Linked DNA regions of Homo sapiens: region 1 is linked to region 2. Evidence: chromatin contacts called from ENCODE Hi-C or POLR2A ChIA-PET data. All regions are on one chromosome and are shown on one strand. The core of a region is the stretch at or near the end of the contact, and the rest is flanking DNA. Distances in the headings are between cores, read along the strand shown. Region 1 holds the start of KIF4A (kinesin family member 4A). Region 2 holds the start of EDA (ectodysplasin A).

Region 1 (5,687 bases), core at 1,155-3,654, 670 kb after region 2:
TTGCAGCACCACAGCCCAAGTACTGTGCTCACCTTGCTGTGCTCAATATCTTGGAAATCCACATCATTCACAGCTAGAACTTGGTCCCCTTCCTGCAGTCCTGCTCTATGTGCATCAGAGTCAGGAATCACCTGTTGGTAAAGAGAGAATACATGTGATTGGGATGCGATAATTTCAGAAGACTGTCAGTGAAATTCGGTGCTATTCAAATGTATGGTGCTATTGTTTTTCTGTGACAATGTATGCAGACAGATGGCCTGCCAAATGAAAAGTTTTAAGTGGGAAAGGGGGTGTCTCCATTATACCCCTTCTATGAATCCAGAGTCATCCTCTCAGCCCTTGGGACATTAGGGTTCTGCAATCTGTTAATTTAACAAAGGGAAGTAACGATCCATATTGCCTACTGGGCATAAATACCTTGGAGATGAAGATGCCTAGCTGGGAGGCCTTTCCTCCTCGGATGTTAAATCCCAACTGTAAGACAAGAGCACAGAATGGGGGCTCAATGGAGACCACAAACACAAGAACAACTAGTAGCATCATCGTACAATAGCTCAGCTTGTGTGTCCCTGAGAGGAAAGTCAGAAGTTGCAGAAGTGTTATCTCAGCTTTTCTGTCCACAAGAAGGAAAGTTTCCTCACATCTGCACCTGCTTTCCAATCCATCCCCCCAACACTGCCAATTTGTGGTATGGATGAATCTAGCCTGAAATAAGGTTTCATAAGTTCACCTGAGCTCCAGGAGGCTTCTTCAGTGTGATGGTTCGGGGCAGAAACTGGGTCAACTCATTGTTGTAGTCCGGGTGGTGTACCCTCTGCAAGACACAGCAACCCCAGAAATTTTACCAGTCTTACTTCACACCTACCTTCATCTGAAACACTAATGAATTACCCTGAAGTCAGGAAAAGGAAAGGTCATAGACTTAATTTAAGTAGAACAGATAACACAGACTAAATGAGTAGATGGATAGCACTGGGGCAGCCCAGTAGCTCCCCATTTCTTCACCTTTTTTTTTTTTTTTTGAGATGGAGTTTTGCTCTTGTTGCCCAGGCTGGAGTGCAATGGCTCAATCTCAGCTCACCGCAACCTCTGCCTCCCAGGTTCAAGCAATTCTCCCGCCTCAGCCTCCCTAGTAGCTGGGATTACAGGCATGTGCCACCACGCCCGGCTAATTTTGTATTTTTAGTAGAGACGCGGTTTCTCCATGTTGGTCAGGCTGGTCTCGAACTCCCAACCTCAGGTGATCCGCCTGTTTCGGCCTCCCAAAGTGCTGGGATTACAGGCATGAGCCACCGCGCTGAACCTCTTAACAGTATGGAAATGAAGGCTCCAAATTTCCAGAATTAACCGGTGTGAACAGACCCTAGCAGGAGGCTTCCATAAAGAAGTTCCCAATGGGTCCTGTTGCTCAGAATCCAGCTTCTGGGTCCTCTGGCTACAAGTGCTAAGATTCACTCTCCGTTTCGCCTTCTAACCCTGCTATCCTACCTTTCATGCATCATCTCATGCCCACGGGGAAAAAAATCTCCTACTCAGGAATACAGATGGTTCCCACCTCATGAGGAGGAATCCATGCTGGAGGATTCTCATAGGCAGGCAAGAAAACCACCGGGTAGTCATCATAAGGAATCCGGCTGTCCATCTCGGGCAAGGCCCTGGAAGAGTGAATCAGAACAGACAAAAAGTGGTTCAAAAGGGAGAGCAGCCCAGCAAGTTTCAGACAGCAGCTCCAACCCATTCCAAGGCAGTCAGTCTACAGGCCCAGCCCATATCTAGGTGTTAAGGTTGGAGGAGAGAAGGAAGACAGAAGAAAACTCTTAACTTAGCTAAACATCTTCTGGATGCCAAGCAACCTGTCAGGTACTCTAGAAAGAGGACCTCATTTTTCACAATCCTGCAAAACAGATGTTACCGTCTCAAACCTGGAGAAGAGGAAATCAGGGTCGAGTCTAAAAAGATCTACTTTCGAAGCCCAAGGGAGTGTTAACTATCCGCAGGGACTCGGGGCAAGGCACCGCCCCACATTTCCTAGATGTGATTAGTAATGGTAGGGTCCTTAGATCGACCCTTCCTTCACCTGACCAGCCACCTCCCACGTCCCCGCCCCACATTCTGCCTGAGACCCGCACTCTCAGCCGCATAAACGCCGCACCACCTCACCAGTGGGCAGTCCACAGCGACCTCAGACTCCGCTCACTGACAATTCAGTCTGGGAACCGGAAGCGGATGCTCCGCAGGGTCGAAAAGAGGCCGGGCCAGGGTGCAACGAGCTGACCCTCCCCTTCCCACCGCGCCGGCCTGCGCGCGCCGACGTGCGCGCTCCGCCCTCGGGCAGTCCGCACTGCAATTGGTTGGCGTCTCCGGGACGGATTTGAAACTTGGCGGTTAAAGCTCCGGCTGGGACAGGGCGGCGGGAGGCCCAGGGAGAACGGGGAAGGGACATTTAGTTTGGTGAGTTACGGGGGCACACCTTAGCTCAGAACCTGTTTTTACCCAGTACCCTAGGGCTTTGGTTCTTTGTCGCCGTCCCCGTTGGAGTTTTTTCTTTGCCTTTCAGAAGCCCGTGCACTCTCTTTAGAGTGCAGGGCTGACGGGCGGTCCAGCCCTGGCCAAGTCATGGAGCGTGAATCTCCCAAGTCAGTGTTCCCGCTGAGGAGGGTCGGAACCGGGGAGGACGCCCTCCCACCCCTGCTGACCTACTAACATTCATCAGCGAGCCTTCTTTTTCCCCCTCGCAGAGACGGTGCTGAGATAGGATCATGAAGGAAGAGGTGAAGGGAATTCCCGTAAGAGTGGCGCTGCGTTGTCGCCCTCTGGTCCCCAAAGAGATTAGCGAGGGCTGCCAGATGTGCCTTTCCTTCGTGCCCGGAGAGCCTCAGGTGCGTAGCAGAGTCCAGAGCCTGTGTCTGAACAGCTGGGGCCAAATGGTAACGAGGGGTGTGGTCTTGCCTTTCATTTTTAACCTTACGCCTTGTCCCGTGCCTTCTCTAGGTGGTGGTTGGTACAGATAAATCCTTCACCTACGATTTTGTATTTGATCCCTCTACTGAACAGGAAGAAGTCTTCAATACAGCAGTAGCGCCACTCATAAAAGGTGTATTTAAAGGTAAGGCGATTTGATTCCTCGAACGTAACATATATATTCCTTGAGCATATACTATGTGCCAAGCACTGTGCTTGGGCACTGCAAATACAGGAATCGATGAATCATGATTCCTGCCTTCAAGAAGCCCTTAGCCTAATAACATTTGTCAACGTCTCTGTACCCTTGAAGCTAGTTTTATTCTGTATTTGCTTTATGTGGTTCTGTTCATCTTTGACTTGTATATGTTTGTTTATCCTGGAACTTCATTAGATTATAAACTCTGTGGTGGTTGCTGATGGTGATAAGTGTGCCAACCTACTTGAGGCCCAGGCACTGCAAAGCTTGTTGAGGGATTCAGGTGATAAATAATATAGCTTCGAGGCCCTGAAGGAGTTCAAAGTCCAGGGGATAGGAATGGAGATAGATGACTACATAAATAATTTTGAATATATAAAAATTTTTAAATTTTTTGTACCTATCTTTTAGAAGAAAAATTTTTCAAGTTAAAAATATACAACAGAGTCAGTCCTATGGAAGTAGTAGCTCTGCTCTCATACAAAGTGGTATGAAAAACAAAAGGATGGCTCTAACTCTGCTTGGGGAATTTGGGGTGAATTTCACAGAGTGGGAAAACTTTGAGATGGGTCTTGAATAATGAGTATACTTCTTTTAGGTGGAGAAGGGGAGTGCCTAAAGCCTCTGAATACTATCACCAGTTAATAATCTTTACTGGGGAAGCTAAGTCTTTAATGCTGTTGAGGACCATAGCAGGGTTCTAAAGAAGGGAGCAGTGCCTGAGAGATGTCTAATTATTATTCTAATACAGTGGTTATTCAAGATTCAAAACAGAGGTTCGTTTAAAAGAAGTAGAATCATGGCATGCTAGTGCCTTAAAGTTGAAAGAGACATTTGTATATCATCTAGTTTGTTTTTCATCCAAAGAAAAATGCGTTCTAACAATATCTGTTAGGTGAACTGCCAGTGTCTAAAATTTTTTTGACAGGGAACTCACTGACTCACAGGTAGTCCAGTTGAGATTTGGGTTTTGGACAAGTCTAATTATGTTATAAAGATCTTTATAATGAGATGAAATTTGCTTCCTGGTAATTTCTACCCAGTGATGTTAGTTCATTCCTTTAGAAGCCTTCTTCTAGGCAACAGCTATTCACATATTTTTTCACGTTTTTTTGTTTAATGATATGGCTCAAGGAACACTGAAATTTTTGTTTCAAAATTTTAAGATATTAATGCAATAATTTCAAACGTATAGAATGTTGCAAGAACAGCATAAAAAACATTTTTTCCCTGAACCATTTGAGATGAATCATTGGCCTGATAACCCCCCATACTTTAGTGTATATTTCCTACAAAAAAGGACTTTCTTCTAAGTTACCACAATACAACCATCAAAACAATAAAATTTGCACTGCTACATTACTACCATCTATTCCTGAAACCCCATTCAAGTTTCACCAATTGTCCCAGTAAATATTTTATGGCAAAAAGATCTAGTTCAAAATCACGTTTTATTTAGTTTTGCTGTCTCTTTAGTCTCCATTCTAAAACAGTTCTTTAGTCTTTTTTTGACTTTTATGAGTTTGACACTTTGAAGATTACAGGCCAGTTATTTTGTAAACCTTTTCTCAATATTGTTTTGTCTGGCATTTACTTATGATTAGATTCAGGTTGTGTATCTTTTAGCAGGAATATCACAGAAGTGGTGCTGTTTTCTTCTCACTGAAGCCTATTGGGCAGCACATGATTTTGATTTATTCTATTACTACTGATGTTCATTTTGATCATTTGATTAAGGTGTTAATCTGCTGGGCTTCTCCACTATAATCTTTTTCCTTTTTACATACAGTATTTGGAAAACCGTTAAGTGTTTCTACCTAATTCTCTTCAATTATCCCCGCCTTTCCTTTAGCCATTCCTGAAACAATATGCTTTTCAGACCCTGCACTATCTGGTCAGATTCCTCAGGCTATACCTCCACAGCTTAGTAAGAGCACCACAGTTCTACTTTTACATTCTTAACTTGGGAAACTGATAGAATTAAATTATGTTCTTTAAAGGCAACATAAAGTAGAAAGTGATTCCAATATACATGTGTTTGCTTAACATTACCCTTGGTTGCAAAAACAAAGTCAATATTTTTTATAGTCAGCTCAACAGCACCCTCTTGTACTCTGAACTCCTGGTACCACAGAGCCCTAAGTATTTTGTAAAAACTACTAAAACCTCATTTCCCAAGTTATTGCTATCTGCACATATCTGTGGTATTGCAGAAAATTATGGAATGTTATTCTCTTGCCCCATAGTCATGCCAGCTGATACCAGCGGTCTATTACAGTGAAAATCTCAATTTAGCATCTTCTTATGATCCTTCATTTAGACCAACAAGTTTTTTCAAAACTTCAAAGTTTTCATTTAGATTAAAACGTTGTTTCAAAGTTTAAAGGGTTTTTTCCTTCAGACTGCAAAATTATCTTGGTAAATAGCAGATAACAGCTTTGACATAAATATGATGATCATTTAACAGAGAAAGCTTGCTTTGTGTTCCTTGACAACATGTCTGCCACACTAATAAGGAACAGACTTC
Region 2 (5,658 bases), core at 2,360-4,859:
TATTTTTAGTAGAGATGGGTTTTCACCATGTTGGCCAGGCTGATCTGGAACTCCTGACCTCAGGTGATCTGCCCATCTCAGCCTCCCAAAGTGTTGAGATTACAGGCATGAGCCACCACGCCCAGCTATATTATTTTTTAGGGCCAGACAAACAAAAGTAGGAAGGGAAACTTGATGAGACAGACAGGTCAGTGAAATATTACAAACCAACTATATTTTAATTTCTGGATTATTTATTTTTCTGGATTACTCACAACTTCCATAGCAGCACAAGTAAGAGGATAATTTCACAATTTTCATTTGGTTCTATTTCCTTTGTAACTTTCCATAATGTATCATGTAGCTCTTCACCCAGGAAATGTTTCATAAGTGGTACGGACAGGCATCCCTTGGACAAGTTCCCTTTTTGGAATTCTAGGTAGTCTAAGTTACCGTGAGTGACTTCATGTCTTATTCATTTGACAAACAATATTGGTGCCTACTATGTGGTAGGTGCCATGCTAGGTATTAGAAATATCAAAATAAAACAATATTGGTGCCTACTATGTGGTAGGTGCTATGCTAGAGATTAGAAATAGCAAAATAGAAAGGACACAATTCTTACCATCAAGGAGCTCATAGTTTAGTGGTAAGAAATCCATGTGAAACATTCAAAATGCAGTGTGGTAAGTGATATCATCAAAGTATGCTCAGGGTGCAATGAAAGCACAAAGGAAGTCTGGTTGGAGTGAGTTGTGGGGCCATACCAGACAGAACATGTGAATTGATTCTTGAAGAATTTATCAGGTTTCTAAGGTAGGGGCAATCTTGACAAAGAAACTAGTTTGTTCAAAGGCACGGTGGTGTGAGAAGTGTCAGCAAATTTAGTAGTGTGCAAGCATGACTTCCTTGTAAAATGGTGGAAGATAATGTTGGAGAGACAGACTAGAGGGCATGTTAAGGAGCTTATATCTTGTCTCCCGTAGTACCTGGGATCAAAGAGGTAAGGTGAATGAGTGACAAGGACAGTAATGAAGGATAGAAGAAAGAGGTGGTGATGGCTGTGGAACTTGATTGTTCATGCTTATTTCAAGGAGACAGTTCTAGCTGAGTGTAGCCACATGGGAATGTGAATCCAGAGTTATAGGGTCTTCTGGTTTTTTAACAGAAAAGCAGGAAATCTGGATTTTTTAAAAATGTGAAATCTCCAGAGTTCCAATAGCTGACAATTGCTTTTTTTTTTTTTTAATTCAAAGGTTTAGTTGATACTGCACCGAACACAACACATCTGTTTGCTGGATGTGGCCTGCAGGCTGTCATTGAGACCTGTGCTTTAGGGGACAGGATACGTATGGAAGCATAGAAGCTAACTGAAACAAAACTTTAAAACACTTAAAAAATAACCACATACATTCCTCTCTGGATTGCCCCATTCCAACATTTCTACTGCATATGATGACACATGTTCTTTCTCTGGGGAAGCAAAGAGAGGTCCCAGGTCAAATGCAACCCTCAGGGCTTCTGAGGGCAATGGTGTAATCCAGAGTCTCAGTCAAGCCTGGTAGAACATGGTAAGGTGAGACCAGTGTGGCCCCTGAGCATCACCATCACCACCAGGAGATGGCTGTCATTTGTTTCCTTTTCATTTTAGAGGAAGAAAGGGCAGCCTGTTTAAACTGTGTATGCAAGAAAGTCAACATGGCCAGTGACAACACAGACAAAACACAGTGTAAAGGCTGTTAAAGTTCAAACTCCTCATTTTACTGCCGGAGAAACTAAGGCCCTGAAAAAGCACAGTGACTTGCTCAGAGGGACCCAGCAACCTAGTGGCAGGATGAAGTCTCCTGACTCCTGGTCTAGCATTCTTTCCAATAATCCCGGGCTGTGATAATTAAAGTAAATCAGCCTGGCAGTTTTCCTAGCATCTAGAATTCCTGGACTGGACAAGCAGGACTTGAGAGCAGCTGTTAAACACCTTTTTTCCCCTTAGCTCTAGGATGATGATATTCTTTGTGAACTTTATATTTCATGGGTAGGGGTTAAAGAGACGACACAAAGATGTTTTTGAAGCACTGAGACCATTCACAAAGTGTACAGAGAAAAGTTGTCTGTGGCTAATATATTTAAGGCTTATGACCTCTGTGCTCTCTGGACTGACCTGCCAGCAGATGCTTTTGGTTTTGTGTTTTATTTCTCTTATTTTGTCTTCTTTTCTATTTCTATCTATGTTTTTCTTCTCTTCCACCAGCCTAGGTCTTAGGCCTACACATAAGTGCCCCCGGCATTGCTGAGCCTCCATGATGACACTCAAGATGCCTGCTGCAAGTCAATAAAATTGTTAATTATTCATTACTCAATAACACGGAATGAGAGTGCGTAGTGACTATGAAGCATACATGGTTCCCCTGCTATGGTCATTTCGCTTTCTATAATCTCAGACTAGTAACTCTTGTCAATTGTGACTCTTGATTTAATCCTTTCCATCCTTCATTTCAGGGTCTATTGTTCTGCCTTTTGCCACTTTTTTTTTTTTATCTGAACCCGTTTCTGATTGGTGCAGCTGTTGAAGATGCTGCAGTTGCAGCAGTGTACATCTGGAACATTTGGCTGACTTGTTGAACTTCCCCCAGGGAGTACTCCAGGAGAAGGATGGGAGGGGTGGAGAGGCCAGAACAGTTGCCTGTAAATAAAGATGCCAGTAGTGTCTGGCCATTCTGTGGACCACACTTGTACAAATCCACTTCATTCTGGCCCTCGGTTTCCCTGTCTACTCACTGAAGACATACGTTCTCCAATCAAAACTGCTGCAGTGGAAGAAATCTATTCTGGCTGTGGATGCTCTCATACAGCATTTTTTGCATTGTACAGGGATCGATAGATATTTGTTGAATTAATTAATATATCAAGAAATCCTAGGAGACTGTTTTACCCTTCAAGGGACAACATCATTTCAGTTCCGCTTGGCATGGGGCGGCTTCTCTGTTACTTAGATTGAGCCTTCAGAGTCACTCCAGGAGTGAGGCTGCTTGAGTCCCACCCATTCCCATAGTTCCCAGGCTCCTGGGTCTCCTTTTCTTCGGGCGAGCCATTGAATTGCAAACACAGCAGGCATGGTTTCATTCCAAACCCAGAGCTGTTTTAATTAGTTTAACGTCTGTTAAACGCTTTGAAGATTGGAAGCAACAGATAAGTACTGGATGATGTTATTAACAACTGCAGTTAATTGCAAACATTTCTATTAATGCTAGTTTCTGCCTCCTTTTCTTTGCTCTACTTTCTTTCCAAGGTTCCCAAATTCTTAGCCTCCCCCTCCTTTCCTCCCCGTACTGGCGCTATAGGGTTAAACTGGGGCGGAGCCCAGGGATGAACGACAGCGCCAGTCACCAACTGGTACGGGGCAAGCGGGAAGAGCTGGGTGGGGCGGCCAGGCAGAGGCGAACCCTCACGCCCCCAGGCCCCGCCCCGCGGCTGGAGGCCCGGCTGGAACGGCACGGGGCGGGGCGCCAAGGCTTGGCGGCCCCGTGGTTGGGCGTCCCGGCAGCCGCTTGAGGGATGGGGCGGGGTCGGCCGGGACCTCCTCCTTCATTCCCTCGGCGGGCCGAGCCTCCCCTCTCTCCCGCCCCTCCTCCTCCCTTTCCCACCCCTCGGAGTAGAGCTGCACATGCGGCTGCTCCCTGCTCCGTCCCGCCCAGCCACTGTCGCGCAGGAACGGGTCCCTGCAGCCCCCAGCCGATGGCAGGACAGTAGCCGCCTGTCAGAGGTCGTGAACGGCTGAGGCAGACGCAGCGGCTCCCGGGCCTCAAGAGAGTGGGTGTCTCCGGAGGCCATGGGCTACCCGGAGGTGGAGCGCAGGGAACTCCTGCCTGCAGCAGCGCCGCGGGAGCGAGGGAGCCAGGGCTGCGGGTGTGGCGGGGCCCCTGCCCGGGCGGGCGAAGGGAACAGCTGCCTGCTCTTCCTGGGTTTCTTTGGCCTCTCGCTGGCCCTCCACCTGCTGACGTTGTGCTGCTACCTAGAGTTGCGCTCGGAGTTGCGGCGGGAACGTGGAGCCGAGTCCCGCCTTGGCGGCTCGGGCACCCCTGGCACCTCTGGCACCCTAAGCAGCCTCGGTGGCCTCGACCCTGACAGCCCCATCACCAGTCACCTTGGGCAGCCGTCACCTAAGCAGCAGCCATTGGAACCGGGAGAAGCCGCACTCCACTCTGACTCCCAGGACGGGCACCAGGTGAGTCACCTAGTAGGGGCGGCGGCGGCCCCCTCCCCTCGCGGGTAGGGCGAGGGCCCTCCGCCACAGGGGCCTGGGAGCACTCAGCAACCTCGAGCCAATTTAGAGGGCAGGACCAGGGAGGGACCAGGCGAGCAAGGGAGAAGTTGCCCAGGGCAGGTTGTCTTCGGTCCCTGGCCCAGCTAATCCAGACTCCCTGGGGACCCCTTGACTTGGAAAGTCTCGCGCGCGCCCGCGGCCCCTGGCTGCGGGCTGCCTCGAGAAAAGTTGGCGACGCTCCCGTCGAGGAGGTGCCTGCGCTGCCCCCCGGCCGACTAACGGCTTGGCCCTTCTGCTCGTGATGAGGTTCTCTGCCCGCGGTGCTTGTTTTTTCGTGTCTAGAGCTGATGCCAGAACCAGCAGGCTCCCCTTTGGAGTTGGAGCTGTAAACAGCTGTAATAACTGTTCCACGCCCGCCCGTTGAAACAACTTTTAACCGCATTTTCAGCGCGGGTCCTTGTGCGCTGACCAGAACGTGGGCTTGTTCACACTTACCTGCAATTTGAGACTGATTGTCCTCGGCGTTCTAGTGAGGATCAGCGCCCCTGAGGAATTCTGGTAGAAATATGCCGTCTTGCTAGACAACTTCTGAACAGCAATTTTAAAAATCTATGGAAATAAAACTCACCCTTTGCATGCCGGTTCTGATTCTTAAGCGGGGTAGGTGTGCGGTGGGAAGGGTGGGTGGGAAGCGCTTTTACTACTGTTAGCTTGAGAACGGGAATCTGCCAATGGAATAATTACTCAGGACTCGTCCCCCAAGAGCAGTTTTGTTTGTTTTTGCAATCTTTATGGTGTTTGTGCCCTAATAAGCAAACTATTAGCTTTGGTGTTTGTTTTCTATTCTATTCTTTCTAGCTTTTTATTCAAGTAAATTTCGTTCACTTAACGTAAATACTGTCTTGGTTGCCATATGTGAAACTTAGGAGAAGCATCCAAGGATCCTTTCGAGGTGGCTAAAGAATAATAATAAAATTGTACCTCTTAGGGAAGAGAGCAAGTTGTACAAATAAGTTCCTTGAGGTGAGGGACCCAAGCCTTCTATATTTACTGCCACATCCAGAGTCATTGTCACAACTCTGTAAACATTATTTGTGCCACTTTGACCTCCCATCTAAAGTGGTACGCTTGATAGAGACATCATATTCATGATAATAGTGTAATGTTAGGACTGATACTTAAAAAAAAAAAAAAAGATGTGCATTGTAAAGTTGCCCTGAGCCTTAAAATGTCTTACTAGCACACTCCAATTTATATAACAGCTTATCAAAGAAGAGAATCAGCAGACATGCTTCTCATACTTGAAACTTTAAACATTGTAGCTAAACGATAATTAACTAGGATTCTGACTCCTTTATTTATCTACTGCCACTCCCCCCACACCCCAATGCCCAGCAGAAGTATTTAGCAGCTGAACA

The links. A loop is a pair of places that touch in the nucleus more often than their neighbours do. ChIA-PET counts read pairs that join two places held with the same protein, here RNA polymerase II (POLR2A). Pooled maps may share reads with other maps.
Region 1: a loop to region 2 is called in a map of naive thymus-derived CD4-positive, alpha-beta T cell, with 6 times the contacts of the local background. The contact joins the promoter of KIF4A here to the promoter of EDA in region 2. A Hi-C loop is called at or near these places in 1 of 168 maps with a recorded cell type or tissue (naive thymus-derived CD4-positive, alpha-beta T cell) and 11 of 50 pooled maps. POLR2A ChIA-PET finds 5 or more read pairs at or near these places in 1 of 52 experiments (activated CD4-positive, alpha-beta T cell).

What each region holds. Positions count from the first base shown.
Region 1 is chrX:70,287,700-70,293,386 of GRCh38, forward strand. It overlaps KIF4A (kinesin family member 4A), which reads left to right and starts at 2,405. Exons shown (of 31, transcript NM_012310.5): 1 at 2,405-2,451; 2 at 2,739-2,879; 3 at 2,992-3,106. The coding sequence starts at 2,760. PDZD11 (PDZ domain containing 11) reads right to left here and starts at 2,228. Exons shown (of 7, transcript NM_016484.5): 1 at 2,161-2,228; 2 at 1,556-1,655; 3 at 731-814; 4 at 418-474; 5 at 33-131. The coding sequence starts at 1,642. RefSeq lists a silencer at 2,206-2,385.
Region 2 is chrX:69,612,504-69,618,161 of GRCh38, forward strand. It overlaps EDA (ectodysplasin A), which reads left to right and starts at 3,610. Exons shown (of 8, transcript NM_001399.5): 1 at 3,610-4,201. The coding sequence starts at 3,806. RefSeq lists a silencer at 3,438-3,557.